2 separate regions of the Mus musculus genome follow, and region 1 is linked to region 2. The links are chromatin loops, found by intact Hi-C in ENCODE. Cell type or tissue: left cerebral cortex. All regions are shown on one strand. Links, peaks and the distances in the headings refer to the core of each region. The heading gives the core; the rest is flanking DNA.

The links. Hi-C counts contacts between places; a loop is a spot of excess contacts. Peaks named below come from ENCODE experiments on the same cell type or tissue, not always from the same donor. Only the 100,000 strongest peaks of a DNase experiment are listed, where the experiment ranks them.
Region 1: it touches region 2 in a loop (2.9-fold over the local background); 2 of 42 quality-filtered maps call a loop at or near these places.

Annotation. Positions count from the first base shown.
Region 1 is chr10:108,651,093-108,662,570 of GRCm38, reverse strand. The region is part of intron 4 of Syt1 (synaptotagmin I); the gene reads left to right. Among named protein-coding and RNA genes, the nearest start is that of Gm5136, 43 kb to the left of the region's middle. In left cerebral cortex, for the core only: a CTCF peak has its summit at 4,715 (motif pointing left); DNase peaks (open chromatin) are centred at 2,076, 4,015, 5,484 and 7,317; H3K27ac peaks cover 7,559 bases.
Region 2 is chr10:108,719,170-108,730,647 of GRCm38, reverse strand. All of the region lies in intron 3 of Syt1 (synaptotagmin I), which reads left to right. Among named protein-coding and RNA genes, the nearest start is that of Gm5136, 25 kb to the right of the region's middle. In left cerebral cortex, for the core only: a CTCF peak has its summit at 3,474 (motif pointing left); DNase peaks (open chromatin) are centred at 3,790, 4,045, 5,171 and 5,552; H3K27ac peaks cover 6,448 bases.

The DNA of each region.
Region 1 (11,478 bases), core at 1,555-9,554, 68 kb after region 2:
TGATTACAGCAATTTTGAGCCCTTACTGAATGGTTAAAATGATAGTTTAGGCAACTCCAAATATTAGATACTCACATCACAATCCAGCTGGCAGTGGTGTGGTAGGGCTGGAGAGTTCTTCTCCTGCCAGCCTGTGTCTTTTATCAGAGAAAAAAAAAGAAACCACTTAACAGCAGTTGTCCACAGGTATCTCTTACATCTGACTAGCAGTACTGGGTTTTCTATTCCAACTGTAGACCAATCAATGAAATACTGAAATCCCAAATAAGAGATTTAATTTAATTATAACTCACCCATCCCCATGCCTATGAGGAAATAATCTATTATTCCTGAGTATAATAATCTCTATGTGATAACTGAACATATCAGTATTCCCTTAGTGGATTAAAAAGAAATGGCTGTTTGGACAACCAGTACAACTTTTACAAGACCAATAGCCTTCTGCAAAAACAGATGAGGGCCTCCTGAAAGAAGTTCCTTTGTGTCTGTGCATTTTGTTGTAGTAGAGATTTTAAGTCTACCACAAAGAGGTAGGTATATTGGTAAATCTCTGCTTAAATGCTATAATGGATAATGTCACACTATTAGAAAGACATGTAATAACTTAATGTACACTAAAGAGTGTTAATAGGAAAAAAAAGAATGTTAATAGGGAGACTGCATAACCATTAATTATTACCTGTTATGATTATTCCACTTCAAGCAGTTCTTAAGTTAAAAATACCTTCCTAGAGTACAAAACGAATAGTGGTTCCCTTTGTTCTAAGATAAGTGATAGGAACTATCTTACCGGAAAGGAATATCTGCCATTCCATTATGGCACTGAAAATGGACACGGTTTGCATTAAAGCCACGATTCCAGTTAAAAGCTAAAGCAAATGACTACCTCACGCCTCTGTAATGCAATCATGCAGACAATGGGAGGAACAGCAAAACAAATTCATCTCCATGGAACACATTTGCTTTATTAATATTTGCAATTCCGACTTTAATAGCACAGGTGTATTTAATTGCCTCGAAATAATACAATTCAAATCTATTCAGTGTTCAAAATAGGAGCCTGGAAAAAAATTTAGGCTTTGTTTCATTGTAAAATCCTGTAGCTGAAGATTTAATATGTCCAGGGAAATATATTTTTTAATTTCTTGTCATTATGCTTCCTTTAGATTGGCATTTGAATTTAAAAAATCCACTAGCCCCTCAAGGAGAGTGTCCTGCCAACTCTTGTGAGCTTTTACATGTTTATGCCAAATTATAGGTTCTACTGAATGTTTTATCATGTCCTATGAGGATAACATATATTTTCTTCACTCGTTTATAACAAGATCTTTTGATCTGAAGAAATATACCATTATTAACAGTGGGTATCCTTACAAAAGTTTGGTAACAATAGGAAGTCTTCTTTAAAATGTATTGGAAGTTACTCTGTCTGATTAGATTTAAAAAAACAAAAAACAAAAAAACAAAAAAATATAGTCTACCAAAACCAGTTATTCCACATAGCCCAATCATTTGCCCTATATTTGAATTTTATCTCTGTGAATGGCACTATCACAACATTTATCCATATAATGTGGTATTGTTTAATGTTCCCATATATTCCATGATTCATCCTTACATGAACGTAGGAAGCCTCAAATCATAGTTCGCTAATATGAGCTTTAGGCCTATTTACAACAAAGGCTATGTTCTAAAAGAAAGTCTTTCTAAGCAGTTTTCTTCTAAGCAAGACACCTGAATGGTCATGGCCATGACAAATAACCTTGAGACTAGCACCTCAGCAGAAACAAGCACAGCTCAGCTCTCTCTGAGAGTGAAGAAAGCATCTTGTTAGCTTAGAGCCTGACTCTAGTTTGCCTATCCCTGTGGATCCCACTACAGAAGAATACTTGTAATTCATTTTGTTTTAAAATGACTGTGGCAGAGTCTGACATCTGGCTTTAAGGGTTTTGTTTTGTTTTGTTTTTTTCTGACTGAGCGTCTTCTCTGACTTTGAAGCAGTCCATGTGACAGGAAGGCCCTGACTAGACAAGGAAAGTTGCACTTTCTCTGTATCCTCAGGAGCAGTTATTATTTTGGTCTTCTGAGCATAGCCTTTCTCACCAGAGTGAGATGGACGAGTGTGATTCACAGCTCCCTGGTGATCATCAGTAAGACTCAGCTTTTTTATTTTCATAAACTTGGCCATGGCGTGGTTTTTTTGAAAGGTTTATTTTTGCTTCTTTGACCTATTTGGAGGGATTTGATGGTCAGCTCTTTTGGATTTTTAATATATTCTCAATGTTAGTTCCTTGTCAGATAAATCTTCAATTCTTTGATGAGCAGAAGCTTCTCAGATATAAATCTATTTTTTTCTGTTTTCACTTTCGTTACTAATCTCTTTGGTAGCTCATCAAAAAGCCAAAAAACGAATCACTGCCTACACCAATGGAAGTTAGAAAAATGAGGGGGGGGCTGGCTCTAGTTTTTGTGTAAAGTTTATCTCTTTGGAAAGAGAAAGGATACAATCAGGGCTGATTATGGGCTTCTGAGCACCAGAGCTTCATAGTTCTTCGGCTGCGTAGCTGCAAGTAAAGCGAACATGTATCCCATTGACTTAATGTGAATCACGATAATGTTGGACAGACTTAGAGTCCGTGGAATCTTGTGGGAAATTTCACAGTGAAGAGACTGAATGCAAAATTGTGTATTCCTTGAAGGCAACTCAAAAATGTCTATAAATGAGGGATAGAAAAGAAAACGAAGTGGCATGTTAAAAAAGAGTTATGACAAATTTGGACAGCAAATGTTGGGGTAGGTGACTTGCAGTTTTGATGAGGAGAAAATTGTCTTAGGAAGTTTTCACTGTCTTGGGAAAATGCGAGCTTTGCACACACAGCACTAAGAGCATCAATTCCTGTCATCAGTCTCCACCGGAACTTGCTCCCCGTCCTCTTCTTTGTCGCTACCAACTCCGTATACATTGTTCTGATGAAAGGGAAAACAGTCTCTGAAGAAGGTAGATAGATATTTATAGTGCTGCAAGAAAATGCCATTCCTAGATCTAAAATTAAAATGGGGTTAGCCATTCAAGCACAGGTTTTAATGTCTTAAATGGGATTTCCTCTGAACTGGACATAGTATAGTACTGTTAGGCATATAAAACAAGGCAATGGCAAAAGAGAGGACAGCAGTGCGCCTTGTTAATGCCGATATAATGATACAAAGTGAAAACTATGGCATGATTCTTCTTTAGTAAAAACTTTCAATTTCATAGGCTCAAAATGACTATTAATACATATTTACAAGTCTTCCCTAATACCTAGATTGCTTAAAGTATCCTTATGCTTAAGAATCTCTGGGTCAGTTACCATGAGCTACAAGACAAAATTATAGTCCCTCCTTGTGTACCATCCCCATGAACTGTGTCTTGTGCCTTGGGTAATATGTAGCGTGAAGATCTCACTGTTCCCATTTCTAGCTCCCTGATTCCCTTTATAAAGATACAAAACTCCATTTACTTCCCTCCTTTCCTCATTCCTCAGTCAAGGATCGCAATCTATTCAAACATTGAAAATGAGAATCTTCCCATCCGTGTGAGTATCATTAGTTTGTTTGCCTGGGAGAAATTTCTAGTTTTAGAGAAAAGTAAATCAATCAGTCTGTCTGTCTGTCTGTCTCTCTCTCTCTCTCTCTCTCTCTCTCTCTCTCTCTCTCTCTCTCTCTCTCTCTCTCTCTCTCTCTCCTTGAGCCATAAAAGGAAAAGAATAGCTTTATCTTATTGAAATACCTGCCACATGATAAGATCAGCAGGAAAAAGACCTTGAGGATCATCTAGTGAGTCCATTATACCTAGAAAACTCACCCCCCCCCCCATCCCCTAAACACTATAACCTGCTGAAGATGGCCCAAGAATAGTCTCACTCTTAGCTACTTCACACAGTTGCTAAATCCACACTCTGCCACCTGTCATTGCCTCCCGGGTTCTTAAGGTCCATCAGTATTCAAAAGTCTCATTCTCTCCTACAGATTTCTCAAGGAGACAGAATGTGGTAAGTTAGTTTGCTTACGGGTTTAACACAGTAGGATGCTGTGTCAGTGTCAGAGATGGTTACACAAGACAGACAGAACTGTCTGCCAACACCCTTTATTTCCTCTGAGACTTGCTGGCCTGTGAGACATTGGATACATTCTCTCAAATCCAGAGGGCATCAGTTATTTAGATCAAGAGAGGCCCCATTCCCTGTTCCTATGTCTCCAATTTCAGCTGATATCCTGTTTCTTTCTTTCAGTCTCCCTTCTGAAGAAATAGGTTCTTCATTCCCATAAATCTAAGATTTCTCTAAAATTCAAATGTTCATTTCATGCTGGATTAACTCCAAATCACTGACATTCCCTTCAGGTTATGGAGGTAAACCAGGCCTCTTTTCTTTTCCTTAACTCGTTAGAGAGAAAAGGATCACTTATAATTGAATATTTGTATCTAACTAAACATTTTAAATATCTCCAGAGAATACTTTTAGAATAAAAAAAAAATCTATTAAATTTTAGAGAAGAATTTGATATATAATCTTTACTCTTCAAAATGTCATATTTAATAATAAATAAATTCATTTATTAAATTCTGTATTTGTGGGGCTGGAGAGATGGCTCAACAGTTAAGAGCACTGTTTACTCTTCCAAAGGTCCTAAAAGTTCAATTTCTAGCAACCACATGGTGGCTCACAACCATCTCTAATGGGATCCAATGCCCTCTTCTGGTGTATCTGAAAAGAGAGACAATGTACTCATACATAAAACATAAATTAATCATAAGAAAAGTGGGTTTTTAAATAAAATTCTGTATATGCTAGATGTTCACACAGATTTTCATGTCATTCACAAAATTATCAATGTGATATCATCAGACTTACTTTTCATAAAGTTAAATTCTCAAAGAAGAAAATTTCACTGAGTTTTAAAGTCAGAGTCCTCTCACTCCACACCTCTGGCACTTTCTACATCATAACAAATTGAAGTAGCACTAAACACTGTAATTGATTTTGATTTTTGTTGTTTCCTTTATTAAGTTTCACATTTATTAAAGTTCAATCCGAAACATTCTTTTAATTCAAAACCATATTCTACTGACACAATGCCAGTGGGAAAGTTAATCTTAAAACCACTCAGACGAGATTGTGCTTCATAATGAAGTAGCAAAACAATCCTAACGCCTCAAACATTTCAGGAATTTATTTCCTATTGCTTTGTATTGATCAGAGTCTGACGAGTTGGGATTAACCAAGTCTCTGACTTATTATACATTGCTGTTTTCAGAGGAGCCCATTTCATTTTATAGCACAGTTGGAACATTGCCTAGAAAATTATAAAACATCTCAAAATAGCTAGTAGCTATCTTGACTTTCTAACGAAACAGACACTTCTCTTATCTAACTCCAACCTCATAACTCTTCTGTGGTATTTTTCTAGCCGTAGGTGTTAGCATCTGCTGCTGTAAACTCCACAGTGTTAACTTGGTGGGGCTGAGGTGAGGAATAGAGCCAAGATCACTTTTGCAGTAAATATTACGCAACCATGTTCATGGCCAACTCCATGGCGTTGTGGTCCTTTATGGAAGAGCATACATCTTTAAGCTAGTGCTTATCTTCATGTTTGTAGTCTTGAGATTGTATCTGCCCTTCATACCCACATAATCCCATAAACACAGCACCTGATTTCCTCTAACAGTGTGGATCCAACTGCTTTCTTTGCCATTTTCTGGGGGGCTGTTGGAGCTGAAATAGCTCACCCTGTTGTCCTGGGAATGCTCTACCATCCCAATCTCTTCCCCTCCTCCTATCCATCTTGAAAGTTGTACTGCTCTGAGACAGCCAGAAAAGGTGCCAAAGAGCAAAGTAGAACAAAAGTGTCAGGGGAATCTAGCCCATGTAACACAAATGCATAGTTTCCCTGGAGAGTCTCTAGGATGCAGTCATAGTTTATCTTCCATTTGTTACAAATGGTCAAGAAGATTTCAGACCGCAGGGACTGAAGAAAGTAGTACATTCACTCATTACTTGTACACCAGTGAGCTCCTTCTCTGGGTGAGTGCTTAACACACATACACACACACACACACACACACACACACACACACACACACACCCTACTCCATTCATTTTGTTGTTCTTTTTTTCTCCTCTCAAGATCTTCTTTCCAGCAATTTTATGACCAGCACTCTGGTATTTTCTCCCTTTCTACTCAACAATATTTAATTTAAAATAAATTTATTTCTCATAGGTACTAATTTGACCCTAAGTCAAACAATTTGCCCATATCAGCACAGTAAATTTGCCAATTTTTAGTCATTCAAGTGAACTTCAAATACTGACTTTTACATTACTGGAAAGGCATTGGCCTAAACATATTAAGCAATCCATCTACTGAAGTATTTGGAAGAATTTTCAAAAGCCACAAGTCTGTTGAGACAATTACATTTCTTCTAGGCATTAGCTGGATTTCAAGATATGTAAGCCTAACAGCATAACAGCCATAAAAACTCTACAATCATAGTGGCCAGGCTCTGACTTTGGTCATTCTAATAATGTAAAATACAAAAAAATTAAAATGCAGAATATAGCTGTCCCTTCCATTACATTTTCTACCTTTGATGCTTTAGTAAAATCCTCTATGTCATTGTTTTACTAATTCATATTAAACTATGAATTAAAATATAAATTCATATTAAAATATGATTAACCTAAATACTTTGGGTTAATGTTTTAATCCTAGTCAAAATCAACAGAAGAATATTATGGAGCCCTGTTTTCAGGAAAATTAGGAGAAGAGATAGCAGAAGATAAAGGTTTTCTAGAAAAAGGGATAGAAGAAAAGCAGCCATCTCCATTAGAACTATAGAATAGTAGGAGACCAAATGTAGTGTCTCAGGTAGCTTGGAAGCATTGCTTTGAAACAGGAGTTACCAGAAAGTGGATTAATTAGAAGAGTTTGATGGTTCAAAGAATTAAGTGTGAGACTGGGCCATGACTTTTTTTTTTTCAAGAATCTTTTAAGATTCACATTACTTTCTGTAAGCTTAAATTTCCCATCATAAATAAAGGGGATATTGACTCATTGAAATGATAAGCACAAGTATTTTCATAAATCATTCCATGGAAGCATGGAATATAAAGTTGATTCATAATAAAAATGATCACTAATTAAATGCCAGTCAGTATTCATGAGGTAGTCAGCGCGGCATGGAGGTAGGCTTCTCGGTCTCTAAATTCTGAGCCAGTTCTGAAGGCAAAGAAAGCCAAGCACTGAAGACATCTGTTACCAGCACCCACACGGGGCATCACGCGCATGTGTTTGAGCGGACCTTTCACTGCCAACAGAAAGGATGCCGTTTTTGCCACTAACATCGTGACTACTGTATTAAAACATTATCTCCGATGGTATTGCCTGGGTGGTCCAGTTATTGAGACTACAGAGAGATGCAAAATGTCCCCTTCCGGTACCATAAGCTTAATATTCTAGAGGCTTACAGTATCTTGTGGCTTCTGATGACTATTTTATTCTCCTCAAAGTTTGATTCTTTTTCTCATCCTGTCTCCATGAATTTCTTGAGAACTATCAAAATGTCTTGACTTTAGGTTTTTATCAGCAGTCTTTGTTTCAGAATGTTGCCTGACAGTCGCATCTATCCCTAAGTCAGAACGTGTTGGAAACATTGTGAGTTATGTCACACATATGAGACCATCTGTATTTCATGCAGGTAACGTGGCAGGGGGAAAAGGCAAAGGTTTTAGTATTTTCAAGCTATGAAATTTAATAAAAGTTATTAGGAATAATAACAAAATCTTTAACGTGTCCCTCTATGCTGTCTACTATTCTAAATCATATTACACATTCACATGTCACATATCACACAGATGATTAAACCCTTCCTTCCGTGTCCCATTGTACCGATAATACTGAGGTTCCTAGAGTTGACAAAACAGGATCAAATCATTTGGCAATTAAAAAGGCAGAACTTAGAGTATATCCGTGATCTATATTACATTTACTATGGTCCTATATTATAATCATTGACAAATTTTTATTCTATTGCTTTAGGGGATTAGCTCAAAGAAACCTGATAGGAATACTCTCTAATATGTTTTACAAAACTAAACTGTTCTTTAATAAAACTGCCTAGTCAGTTTTCATTGTGCTCACAAAACTCTGGACAATATGGTGAGAGAATCAAAGCTGGATCACAAAACCCATGTGATCTCAGCTCTAAGCATCATGCTACAGAAGCCACATTCATATTCTCTGGGTTCTGGTCTGACAGTCTGAGATAATTCTATCTCTTAATCATTGTTCAGTTTGATATAGAAGGTCAAACCAGTTGAGATGATATAAGAGGGTCTCAAAGGGGGGGGAGAAATTTTCAAAAATAAAAACTACGATACTAACATTGTAGGTTTTGCATGCAGAACCCATATTATCAATCACAAATACACATTCAGCTATCCATGGTCAAGTAGGTAAATCATTTAGGAAAAAATCATTGACAGAGAACCATGAGCTGTGGACTCATCCCATGACCTCTGCAAAGGATAACACTTAATAGTACAGAGTTCCTGAAATGGCTGCAAGTTTTGAAGTTTAATCAAGCTGTGACTGAAATGCTAAGAGGAGGTAGGATTCCATTTGCTTTTTTAAAGGTGTTCAAAGGAGCCATGTTTTCACGACACTTAAGAAGGGCTTTCTCTGCCCTCTAATTACGCTTTTGTAATTTAATATGCATTTGCTGAAGCCTTCATAGAAGTAAAAGGAAGGGAGAGACCATAGCACTCCAGATAGCTGCCCCCATAATGAAGACAATGGGCACGAATAAGATTGTATTAGTAAATGATTTCTATTTCTGAAAGTCCAAAAGCACAAATAAAAATGGATGAAACACAATGTAAAAGGTTTATGAATGTTATTAACCAGACATACATTTAAAGTATCAATTTAGTGTCGGTGAAGATAACAAGGCAAAGAAGATTCTGTATTCTTAGTAGAGATCTGTAAGAGCGAGTGAGAATAAGCATGATTCTACAAGGCCTTGTGCTCATATGCTGACCATCACAAGGCAGAGATGGACAAACTCCACACAAAAGAATACATTTTTCAACAGAAGAGAATAAACCCTAAGGGAAAAGCTGCCGTGCCCAAGACTGACTAGATAGGAAAGCTTTCTTAAAAACAAGACCAGGAAACAAGTCAAGGATCGTGGGAGTTGTACAAAATAAAGATGAAAGTTTATACCCAAGAGCCCATAAAACAAAAAAGACGGAATGAGACTTCAGCTAGAGAAGTGGACGTGTGGAATTGCCACAGAGAGAAACATATTGAGAGAAACAGAAAACAACAGTTTGAGAAGAAAATTAATGTTTGGTCTAGAGCCGTGGGGATGCACTGGATAGTCAAAGGGAAGCATCCTGTGTCTAGCTAGACACGCGAGGAGCTTTGTTCTCAGTGTTAGCTACCTGTCACTTTGTGCAGTAATGAAATTAATGAGCCTGATGCTTCCTTTGCACGACTGGAAAGGCCCAGACATCCAGTTCTCCACTCAGGCACGGCAGTCACACAAGCCTCATGTCAGCACCACCAACTCTCCAACGTGCAAGGATTTCTAAAAATATGCGATCTTGTTTCTAGAATAAGCACAATATACTGGGGGGTTCGGTGGGGGGAGGTTCTTCCAAAAAGCATATGATACAACTAAGGAGAATTCTGTTTGTTATATATAGCCATGGCCTTGAACTGTGAAAGGACAAGGAACATATCCCCCCTTTTGGAGGATGTGCTCTTGTCAAAACTCAATTGAATTTTAATAACATTAAATTGCTGAGAAAAGAAACAAATATTGATAATAAAATATTGAATTACCTACAAATTACCAACAGGAGCCATGTTCCATTTTTAGATTAGATTATTTTCCTTGGACATCTTTGCCAAGGCAGAAAACAGATTAAAGAAATTCCTAACCAGTTCACAGCATTGAAATAGAACCAACATGACACAGGTCACCATCCAAATGCTACTTACTACAACTTTTTTCTTATATAAAAGTGGAGAAGACATTCGCTTCCATAAGGGGGGAAAAAAAAACTAGATAATAACTTGTTTCTAAGTCTGAAGTCGGAAATCAGAACTTGAGAGAGAGCTGCTAAATGTAGCAGAGATAAATGGATTTCCCTTTAGCTACAAAATTGTGTTGTCTGCAGAAAGATTGAAACCTGCTCCGAAGCTCCAGCAGCTTCAGGACTGATCAGCTGTGGATTGGCCTTCACCGCTGCCAGCTCTCCTCGCATCCTTCCTGTTTACTGGGACTCTCCTCCCAGAAGCCTGCTGCTAGCAAGCTGGTGGGCAGACCAGGCGCCTTATCTAAATCCTCTGAAAGTTTTTATCCACCCAGAAACCAAACATCGCTTTCCACATCAAATTCAAACCTTCCAGTACTTCGAAGATATGGCCTTATCATTCGAAGCAGACTACTATTATTAAAGATACTGGATAGAATTATTTGATTAATCCACGTGCAGATAAAATGGCCATCAGTCAAATAACTTATTATCAAGGCTAATCATAGCATTTGGCGAGAATGCCAGTGCCTGAAGTTATTCCACTGTGTATATGAATTTGATCAACAGCACAGTAAATATGAAATCAGATTAAGGGGTGGAGCCCCTGGTAAATTCTTACTACAGAACAGCTAACGGCTTTGTGCATATCAAAGCAATGTATGTTTACTGAAGTTCTGTGTAACAGTTCTTGAGAGTTGGTGTACAGAGGCAGAGGCCCCATTTTATTAAAGTGTTCTTTTAAACGTGTGCTCATTCGATACATAGAATCAGGTTGCCATGAGTACGTGCCATTAGAATGTAGAAAGAAACGCCACCGCCATTTCTAAGATCTGTCTTGTCCATGTACATGTGAGAGCTACCCACATAGAAAGAAAGTCTCCAATTACTTCAGACTTGGCTAGCGTTCTTCCCTCATGCCAAGCATTGATGTGCTAAGTCGCCACTGATGGATAAGCTTTTCCATCTGTCCTCACTGACAGTAACCAAAGTGTGTTTACCCTGAAAGGGCCCAGGGATGGCTGACATCAATGCCTTAAATAACTTCTGGAGCATACTTGCAGGAGCAGATCTTCCCGATTTGCTTGTTGTTGGGCACAGAAAGCAAAAAGGTAAACAGCTGTGTGGGAAAGTATCCAAAATGGATCCCTAAGAAAATGAGACAGTGAGTGCCACTTGGTAAAAAGGGATGTGCTACACAGAAAGTGGTCGCAGTTACTAGGGTTAAAAAAATATCTAATGTAGACTCTGTCTTTATTCTGCCATGTGCTTCGTTGAACAGGGTCACTACTGGGTCATCAAGTAGAGTAAAAGTTTAGAAAGCAAAGGAAGTAAATGGGGAAAGGAGGCAGGGAGAAGACCGGGAAGTCCTAAAAATAGTATTTTTATGATAGCAAGC
Region 2 (11,478 bases), core at 1,449-9,448:
CTTGAACCTCTCACGCTACTAGTCATTTCTGTTTGTCCTCAGACTTTCTATAATATGTGGTAGAATTATGTGCTCTTTTGTTTAAACTTCTGTCCCGTGGTTTTAAGGACATCTTGTTGCTGTAGTTTGCTTCCTGGCTGCTTTTTCTTACTCTTCTTCACTACCTTCCTTCACCTACTAAGTTAGACATTCCCAGAAACAGCTTCCACAGGGTATTTGAATGCTTCTCAGGTAAATGAGTTGGAGGTTCTATCTCCCAATATGCAAAAATATCATGACACATTTTGGGGCCTGAGAGTAGGAAGAAAAGAAATACAGATATAGATAAGTCCAGATCTCATTCAGTTCTGGGGCTAAATTCCATGAGCCAGTGCTTAGCACAGTAGTATTTTTTAACTGGTTATAATTTATAAACATACATTTCAACACTTCCTTCTGTAATTCTGTGGAGAAAATTATTTTAGTCTAAAAACTCAAAGCAAAACACATCACATTATGGGGTCTTAACTGCCCTTCTTTGTGCTCTTATTAATCATCTATTACTTTCCACTAGAGTCCACTCTATTTCTCAGCTTTAAATGTCTGACATTCACAATAAGATCAGCTTTGATTGATATTTGTCATTTTCTGATATGAAATGGTCTTGGTAAATAAAATTCAGAATAAAGAGCAGATATGTTACTATAGTTAGAAACTTAATAAAAAACTTATCCCCCACCTTTGTCCTAGATCAACAAATATATATTCTCTGAAAATTTAGATAAGGACTCAGCAGAAACATCAAATGCCACCTGTAACAGGACCATTTCATCTGAGTAACTCAAACGGGACAAGGTGGTAGAGTATGTGTGACTAATAGCTGCCTCCTTTTACAGTGGTGTATCATGGAATAGGTGTGCCAGGTTTTAGTAAACACATCAAGTTAGACAGAGAGGAGAATATTTGCCTCCAATGAGAAGTGGTTCATGGGGCCAGTTGGTTCTCACCAAAGGTAAGGTCCCTTAGGACATTTGGTAATGTATAGAGACATCTTTGACTTCCAGAACGTACAGGGAGGAGATGCAATTGTCGTTTAGAAATGCCACCAAGCATCCTGCAATGGACAGCTACTTCCCAAGCAGAGAGATACGTGATGCTCTGAGCATAGGAGAATACATGGCTTTGTTCCTGGATTTTCTTAGAAGAGCATTAGCCACACTTCTCCTCTGACTATCTCTTTTCAAACACTTTTCCTCTGACCTTTTTTTTATTTTGTACGTAAATGTTTAGTTGAGAGTGCTACCTTCAATTTGTTTTCTTGGCTGTTCTCAAGGGTCAATCATTGCTTACTAAAGTTTCTGGGCAAGCACAAAGTGGTAAGGCCCATGCCTGCTGGGCATAATTACAGGAAACAACTTCGTTTTTAAAATCTCATAGCACAAAGTACACGCACAATCACACATTATAATTCGTTCCCAGTGTGTTTGTGCCCCGAGTAGCTCTCAGCGGGACAGCATCACAGTCTCGGCCAAGCACCACATTTTCCAGCCACCTCTTGAAGTAGAAAAAGCAACAAATCTCCCAAAGTGAGGAAATGATCTGCATTTTTTGCCCGCCTTGTTTAGTATGTTCCCAATACGATTGCTATCTTCCTATGAAATAGACAATGAATTACTGATTACATATAAAAAAGAAGAGGAAATTAGTCATGCTAGCCATTATTAGTGTTTTATTGCATAGCGTTAAAATAACAAACACGCAAACACTGGCAGGGAAGCTGATATTCGTCCCAAATTCACTCAGGCTTTTCTTTTCTTTTAAATGCCTAACAAAATTAAGGTTTTGTTATCGTCCTAATAATATGTGTCGAAATATGAATGTGACAAGCCCCCAGTGTGGCTTTATACCTTTACTAGAGAAGGAGCATAAGATGAGTTGTTTAAACTTTCAAAGCCTGGATTGAGCAATGCACTCATGAGAGAAGCTGGTATGAGAACAGTGGTACTGAGCTGGTGTCCCCTGTCCCCAGCTGTGTGGCCCTCACCTAGGCAGCCTATTGTTAGAGAGATTGTAACGCAAGTAGATGAATGTGGGCATTTGGATAACTTTTGTCTGACATCATCACCAGATGCTCAACTTAAATGTGTATTCTGGAGACACAGCTTTGAGAAAAAAAATCACCCTAATATGTCCAATTTTTGAGCTAGGAAGAATTAGGTAGAATTGTAAAAATCCATTTTAATTCATTTTTCCACTTAAACAATTCTATCTAAGCATAGAAGCACAGGTGTAAAAGTGTAAGTTATACCTTAGTGGCCTTTTATTATAATATATATCTATATACATATTAATTATATAATATATATTTTATTATATAGATAGATAGATAATATATTTTATTGTAGTATATATATCTATATACATATATAGATATATATGGAATGTGCTCACCACAAGTCAACCTTGCATATTTATAAACAGCAGCTTACTTAAATGACAGATTATAGTTGTTGGAGGGATACCGAAAGGAAATTAAATGCCTCTTTGTTTACTCTTCACCTATAAATGGATATTTTAAATTATCTGGATCGGATGTTTTTAGGAAATCCTGTTCTGAATGATGAAGTCTCCACTTCCATGGCACACTTTTAAGATTTAATGTATATGCGGATGATTCTAGGGTCATATTTTACAGAACCACCATCCCACCCTTCCGATAGCCACTTGAAGTAAAATTTCCTCAAAGTGGCCAGCAAAACAAATGGTCACATTCCATGTTGGCTACAGCTTTGTACTGATAAAGGAGTGATCTGGATCTCTCATCAGCTGACATCCTTACTAGAGATAAAATTCAGATGCATAAGGAGCAGTAGCCTGTTACGGTGTTAAATAAATTTAGGCTGAAGAGAGATCCCCGTTAGTTAGTTAGTTAGTTAGTTAGTTAGTTAGTTAGTTAGTTAGTTAGTTAGTTAGTTAGTGTTCAAATTCTAGTACCATGTAAGCCAAGAAGGGGATGCACACTTGTAATACCAGCCCTGAGGAGGTGGGGCTGTGTGAAACTCCAGAGTAAGCCTGGACTAACCACCAAGTTCTAGAAAAATTCTTGCCATAAAAAGTAAGGTGGACAACTTCTGTGAAAAAGAATCAAACCTGAACTCTGGCCTCCATATGTGCACACTAATGCATGTTTACCCACATATGTGCATACATACACAAGCATACTTGTATATGTAAATTTTAATAAATCATTAAAAAAATTATAGTAGCAACTGTTTACACACAGCATAGGCTAAGTATGTCAAACAACATTAAATAAAACTGATCTAAAAGATCCATGTTTGGAGTTAGGATGGTTGGCTCAGCAGTTAAGAATGCATATTGTTCTTACAGAGGACCCAAGTTTGGTTCCCAGCACCTATGTCAGGCAGCTTATAACTCCCTGTACCTTCAGTTCTAGGGGATATGCTGTCCTCTTCTGGCCTCCACATGCACCTGCACTCATGTGTACATACCTGCAGATCTGTATACATAATGATAAATGAAAGTTTTAAAAAGCTCATGATTGCATGCTGACTCCATCTCACCAAGTCACTTATTATTTTAGTGATTAGGCTTGTAAAAGAGAAGCTAACTACATGTATCTATCCCTTTAAGGAGGTCCTGGGTTTCCATTAATAAGCATTTTTTTTTAAATGCAAGGGATGTGCCTGCCTCTCTACAGTCTTTGCCATTTGGGTCAACGTAAGTATGAATGCAATCCCATGCACATGAGGTAGTGGTGTGTTCTGTCTTGCATCATTTTTGTCCTTGGAGTATGTGTTGCTGTTGCAGCAGTGTTGTTATTACATCGTCTTTCTTTACTTACCAAGGTCAGGCAATCGCTGCCATCTCCCCTGAAAACACAGAGTTTTCCTTCTGGGCAGGAATCTCCCTATACTCAAATCTTCTAACTATTCCCTCAAGTTTTCTTGCAAGAAATTTTCTGAAATTCCCTGATTTTTCTTCTCTTCTAAGAACAATTTTTAGCTTAGAATTCAGTGAGTCAATTATAGACATTAAAAGTTCCTCTTGCTATCTTCACATCCCACGTGTTTGCATTTTAATTATGCCTTCTGCACATGAACTATTACTCTGCATTTTTTTCTTACCGAAAATCAAGAATGTGAGAAACCTAACTTCGATTTCTTCATTATTTGGGACTTTCTTTTAGTAAGACATAGGAACCCCAATGGAGGAGTTAGAGAAAGGACTGAAGGAGGTGAAGGGGTTTGCAACCCCATAGGAAGAACAACAATATCAACCAACCAGACCCCCACCCCCAGAGCTCCCAGGGGAGTTCCACCAACCAAAGACTACACATGGAGGGACCCATGGCTCCAGCTGCATATGTAGCAGAGGATGGCCTTGTCTGGTATCAGTGGGATGGGAGGCCCTTGGTCCTATGAAGGCTCGATGACCCAGGGTAAGGGAATGCTAGGGCACGAGACAGGAGTGTGTGGGTGGGTAGGGAATCACCCTCATAGAAGCAGGGGTCAGGAGTTATAGGATGGGGGTTTTTGGAGGGGAAACCAGGAAGGGGGATAACATTTGAAATGTAAATATGTGTGTGTGTGTGTGTGTGTGTGTGTGTGTGTGTGTGTGTGCGCATGTGTATGCGTGTGTGTGCATGTGTGTGTATGTGTGTGTGTGTGCATGTGTGTGTATGTGTGTATATGTGTGTGTGTATGTGTGTGTGTGTATGTGTGTGTGTGTATGTGTGTGTGTGCCTATGCATGTGTGTGTACGTGTGTGTGTGTGTGTGTGTGTGTGTGTGTGTGTGTGTGTGTGCCTATGCATGTGTGTGTGCGTGTGTGTGTGTGTAAAGATTGGGATTAACATGAATTCATTACCATTCCTGGGTATAGAAAAGAAAGAAAACTTCCACAACTTTTCATTCAAGAAAAATGAAATAATTTTGGGTTGTCTGTCACAGTAGCTGTGAATATCTCTGAATAGCTGAATGATCCCTCGTGGGTTAAATATCCAATCAGAAGTCAGGTTGGACTGAGACCCTCAGCCCCTGGTTTCTCACCTATCAGCTGCAAGTACTTTCTACCAGATTTCTCTTGAAGCTACAGGTTGTTCTATTCTAGGCAGTGGACAACTAAGAACTAAGATCCTCTTTCCTTACAAATGAATAATTAGTGACTGTCAACCTCACGTTTTTCTCAGCCTGTGCAAAAGACATAAATGATCATGTGAAAAGATACCACAGGCCTGTTCATTCGGAGCTTATACTGATTCCTGAAGGCATTGAATGTAAATATTATTCGTTTTCATCTTTAAAAGATTATCTAGTCTGGCCTCACCAAAACATTACTTAACAGTCGTGTTCATTACAAATCCCTTCTGAGTGTTTTGCTAATTAGATACAAGAAAAATATTTCCCTTCTAAACATTATTTTGTTTATAATTGCTTTTAGGGTTTTATTGGGTTTTTTTTCCCTCACCCCCTCACAGCACAAGGTATCTCAAACCTCAAGGAGCTGCCATCTGGCTGGTTTTATATAACTATGGAAGTGCATTCAAGTGGCAATATTCCTGTGATGAATTCAAATAAATACATTGGACAGAGCCCAGGAACTACACCCAAAATAGCTTTTCTTAAAAGTCATTGGGCATAACAGTGGGAAGACTGGGAGGTCGTGCGTTGCAGCTTTGGGAACACTCGAGGATCAGTCTCCCTTTATCCTGAAGTCCAACTGTTTGGCATATATCCAGAGGAAAGGGAATCAGTATTTTTTATTAGATATTTTCTTCATTCACATTTCAAATGCTATCCCAAAAGTCCCCTATACCCTCCTCCCAACCTGCTCCTCTTCCTACTCACTCCCCACTTCTTGGTCCTGGCATTCCCCTGAACTGGGGCATATAAAGTTTGCAAGACCAAGGGGCCTCTCTTCCCAATGATGGCTGACTAGGCCATCTTCTGCTACATATGCAGTTAGAGACACGAGCTCTGAGGGTACTGATTGGTTCATATTGTTGTTCCACCTATAGTATTGCAGACCCCTTCAGCTCCTTGGGTACTTTCTCTAGATCCTCCATTGGGGGCCCTGTGTTCCATCCTATAGATGACTGTGAGCATCCACTTCTGTAAAGATATCAACACTCCCATGTTTACTGCACCTCTATTAGCAGCAGCCAAGACACAGAACCAACATAAGTGTCCACTAATAAATGAGAAAAAGAAGAAAATGAACACATAAACATGATGGAATATTTCTCAGCCATGAAGTGAATGAAATCCTATTATTTATATTAACATGGCTGGGAAATGTTATGGGGAGATGGTGTTAAGTGAAATAAATTTTTTTTAAAAAGGCAACACTGTGTGGTCTCACTTATGTATAATGTTAAAATAAGTTATAGATCTTATAGAAGGAAAGAACAGGATGTTGATTTCCGGAAAGTATGAAAGTAGAAAGGATGGAAAAAGGATGGTTAACAGGTACTGAGCTATAGAGAGAGGAATGAGAAGTTGTAATGCTTGATAACACAGTATCAGAAATGTGGTTAAATGTGGTTGTTCACCACATTTAAGTGTAGCTTTGAAAATACATGGTACTTCACGAAATTCTTAGGTAAATGGATGGAACTGTAAATATCATCCTGAGTCAGGTAACCCAGTCACAAAAGAACACATATGGTATGCACTCACTGATACATGGATATTAGCCCAAAACCTCAGAATACCCAAGGTAAAATTCACAGACCACATGAAGCTCAAAAAGAAGGAAGACCAAAGTGTGGATGCTTCAGTCCTTTGCAGAATGGGGAACAAAATACTCAAGGGAAGAGATACAGAGACAAAGTGTGGAGCAGAGATTGAAGGAGTGGACATCTAGAGACTGCCACACCTGGGCATCCATCCCATATACAGTCACCAAACCCAGACACTATTGTGGGTGCCAAGAAGTGCTTGTTAACAGGAACGTGATAACAGCTATCTCCTGAGAGGCTCTGCCAGAACCTGACAAGTACAGAGGTAGATGCTCTCAGTCAGTCATTGGACTGAGCACAGGGTCCCCAGTGGAGGAGTTAGAGAAAGGACAGAAGGAGCTGAAGTGGTTTGCAATCCCATAAGATGAACAATATCAACCAACCAGGTTCCCCAGAGCTCCCAGGGACTAAACCAACAGCCAAAGAGTACACATGGAGGGACCCATGGCTCCACCTGCATATATAGCAGAGGATGACCTTGTTGGTCATCAATGGGAGGAGAGGTCCTTGGTCCTATAAAGGCTCAAGGTCCCAATGTATGGGAATACCAGGGTGGGGAGGCAGGTGTGAGTGGATGGGTGGGGGAACACCCTCATAGAAGCAGACCGGATGGGATAGGGGTTTTCAGGGAGGATGGGACCAGAAAAGGGATAACATTTGAAATGTAAATAAAGAAAATATCCAATAAAAAACGGAAGAAGAAAATACATAGTAGAGAGATTTCTCATCTCTTGAGGATGAGAAAATGAGCACACTCACTCGTTATGAAAAGCTCACTCCTACTTTTCATAATGGCTGTACTGATTCATTGTCCCACAGATAGTATTCAAGGCTTTTCCCATTAGGCACATGTTTGTCAACATTTACCGTTTGGCTTTATACACACTTGTGTGAAAGGTGGTGGTAGTGGTGACGGCAGTGGCAGCCTTGTTGATGATATGTGGCTGTGTGGCGCATGTGTATATGTCACATGGATTTCTTGCTTGATCTATCACTTACATTTAAAGGCAGGGTCTCTCACTGAACCTAGAACTTACAGACTTGGCTACCCTGAATGGCCAAAGAGCTCCATAGGGCTGCAGCTCTTCCCCACTTGAATTGCGTTGGGGCTGAAGCTGTGTTCCACCTCACCCAAATTCTTATATGGTTGTTAGAAATACAAACTCAAGTCCTCTTGGTTAGGAAGCTTCGCTGAATGGCCCAGCTCTCCCCAGCTCCTACTTTCTGCCTTTTTGATAACACCCGCCCTGACTGAGAAGGATATGATATCTCATTGTGGTTTTGATTTACATTTTCTCAATGGGTATCTATTTTGTACATTTTTTTCTATAATTCTATTCTACGAAATGGCTCAAGATAATTTGCACATTTTAGCTGACTCTATTTGACACTTTCTACTGAGTTCTTTTCATGTTCATGGTATTAATCCTTGTGAATGAATATCCTATAACTCTATTCTCTCATGGTCTAATTTTCAGTTTTCTAAAACAACTTGCCACAATCCACTGTCTGGCTAGTGTGAATTCCAACTTCTCTTTGTACTTCTTCTGTATCTCCAACTCTTCTCATTTGTATTATTTCAAAAGGTGTTTTATTTTATTATTCCCACATTTCTTTCAATTAATATCATCACAGTTGAAAAGGAAATGCACTGTCAAAGCATGCACACAAACTGTGATATACCTTTTTTATTATAATTTACTTGGTATGGATACCTTTTAAGTTTCATATTTGGTGTGCTGCTTTTAAAGAATTGTTTGTTCACATTTCTTACTGATCCAGAAGTTTTTGCAAGATTGTATAGCAGGTGATAGAGTGGAAACCAGAATATATTTCTAAAATGGAGACATTCTACAAATGACAGATTTCTTTTCCTTTTTTAGACCTTATGAAAAATGGATTTGGAACTTATAAAAAATGTATCTGGAACATCTTAGTGCAAGAGTTTTGATTGGATTCCAGAAGTCAGATCTCAGATTTAAAAGAAATCCCATCCTGTGTGAACGTGGTCATGGCAAATTGATTTCTTAAGGCACAAGAAAGGGTGTAATTTGGATTTTGAACCCTTTTCTCAACAGTAAGATAGTTTTCACTTCTGTTAACCGTCTTTATCCATCCATGTTGCATCCCAATGAAACAAGGAAAGCATGTGTTTTCACTGTTCTTTTGCAAGGGTTTATAAAAGCAAAAGATACAGCCTTCATTTCTCTTTGTACCACCTAGCCTTCAAGATCCACTGTTATATACACAGTATGACTTTCTAGCTAACACTCTTTGTCCTATCTTCCTACTATGAGGGAAGGGTCTTCGTGGGGTTTTGCTTATGGAATCATTACCTAAGAAACTGTGTTGCGTCTTCTTTTCACTAAAAAACTAAAGAAAAACAATCAACCCAAATGAATCATGAATGGTAGGTCTTCAGGAAAATCCAACAAATGTGAAACAGATGTCAAAGAGATATGACCAAAAACGCTTCAGGTCTGTGAAGATGTGGGGAGAGATGTAAGTGCCACCTGCATGGTTATTCTTAGGAAAGCCACAGACGTGAGTGAAAATTGTCTAAAGGTGATTCTGTCTCAGTTTGAGTTCTCCCCTAGCACACTGACTTCTGATGTGTAATCTTTAGCCAATGAACAAGTGGAAAACGAACTTGCACTTGAGCTTTCTGACCATGGGGAGCAATCATACTTTTCTAAATGTTTTCTTTCTTTAGCTTTAGGTGGTTTCTTTAGCTTTAGGTGGTTCTGCAATGATTTCTGGCATAGAATTAATACCTAGAATATACAAAGAACTAAAAAACCCAAGCTAAACAAGAAATCAAATAATTCAGTGAAGAAATAATAAGCTAATGAAGTTAACAGCGTGCAGAAGATGAAAGGCATGTTGACAAGAAACATATCATAAAGTCTTAACCTAGCTGGCCATCAGATAAAGGAAAATCAAATTATATGTGTGTGTGTGTGTGTGTGTGAGTGTGCATGTGTGTGTGTGTGTGTGTGTGTGTGTGTGTGTGTGTGTGTGTGTGTGTATAAAATTCTATAGAGCTATCTATATCACTCCTAGGTATTTATCCAAAGGGAACCAGGTGAACATATTTTGAACATCAATGTTTATTACAGCACTGTGGACAAGAGCTAGATTATGGAAACTTAGAACCTAGATGTCCAGCAACAAAGGATGGATTAAAGGACATTTATATCATCTATGAATGTGTGTGGGGTTTTTTTCACCCATAAAGAAATTATGTCCTTCACAGAAAAGGAGATGCAACTGGAGACAAGTGGAGACATTTTAAGCAAAGTAAGGTAGGGTTTGAATGGCAAATATCCTGCCCTCTCTCTTATTTGAGATTCCAAGATTTTATGTAGGTACATGATAACATATCTGTATGTATGATTTGAAAATAAAAGTGAAACTCTATAGGTGCAGAAAAGACTAATAAAACAAGGAAAATGTTAGAAAAGAAGGGAGAGATGGAACCTGGAGGAATGTAATCAATATATACTGTATATTTATATAAAAATGCTATGTAGAATGTAGTAGCAGGTTCAATTACTATATACTATGAAAAAAGTTCAAGGGAAATAATTATTTCTTAAGTTTGAAACTTGATTGCTCCTTTATCTTGCTTATATGGTATTAATTATGTAAGCTATTTACTATGTGCACCCGTCAGGTTTTTCACCCATGGAGTAGAAGTTATTGCCATTGCTTACTATGAAAGTTATATAAATTGAAGTAAGCATTTAGCTTGCTTTTTGATGGGAGTGTAGATATTGTTTGATCCTGACAGTCATACTTAAACCATCACAGACACATATAACAGTAGCATAATTGAAAAATATAAACAGTATAATTTCTCAACATTAACAAAATAGCTGTTATTTATCGAGAGCTTATTATATGGTAAATATAAAGTTGTTTTGTTTTTAAGCCTCATTTAATTCTTTCCATAGCACAGTAAAGAAGATAGTGCTCTTCTTTTGCCTCTCATGAGGATACTACCTCAAATAAGTATAAAATGGTATAGGTAAAATAGAGCCGGAGTGTGTGTCATATAAACATAAGCAGTCTTACTTGCTCACTCCATGCTTTATGGTGGCATTCTTATATAAGTTTTAGTATCTTCTGCACATGCAGCACTCACTGCAAATAAAACCAACCTGACCTCCCTTCTGGAAACATTTCACAGTTGGCCTATGCTTGATATTAGTTCTTGTCCACATTCATCATGAACTTTGTAGCATATATATTTCTTAAAATTCATAAACCCAAAAGATTCCCAAACCATAAGTTACTACTCTTGACATTCTCTCAAAATTACATATGAAGGATTAAAGTTGTAGAACAATCATTTAGATTTATCTAGAAATTCACCTGAAAAAAAAAGAAGCAATTAGTAAGGAAAGGCATGTAAAACATCATAGAATAATCTGCATCTCACACACACACACACACACACTTAGACACATACACACACACATACACACACTCACACACACACACACTCACACACATACACACACACATACTCACACACACACACACACACACACACACATACACACACATACACACATATATACACACACATACACATACTCACACACACATACACACACATACACTCACACACATACACATACATACACTCACACACACACATACACACACATACACTCACATACACACACACATACACACTCAGACACACACACTCACACAGACACATACACT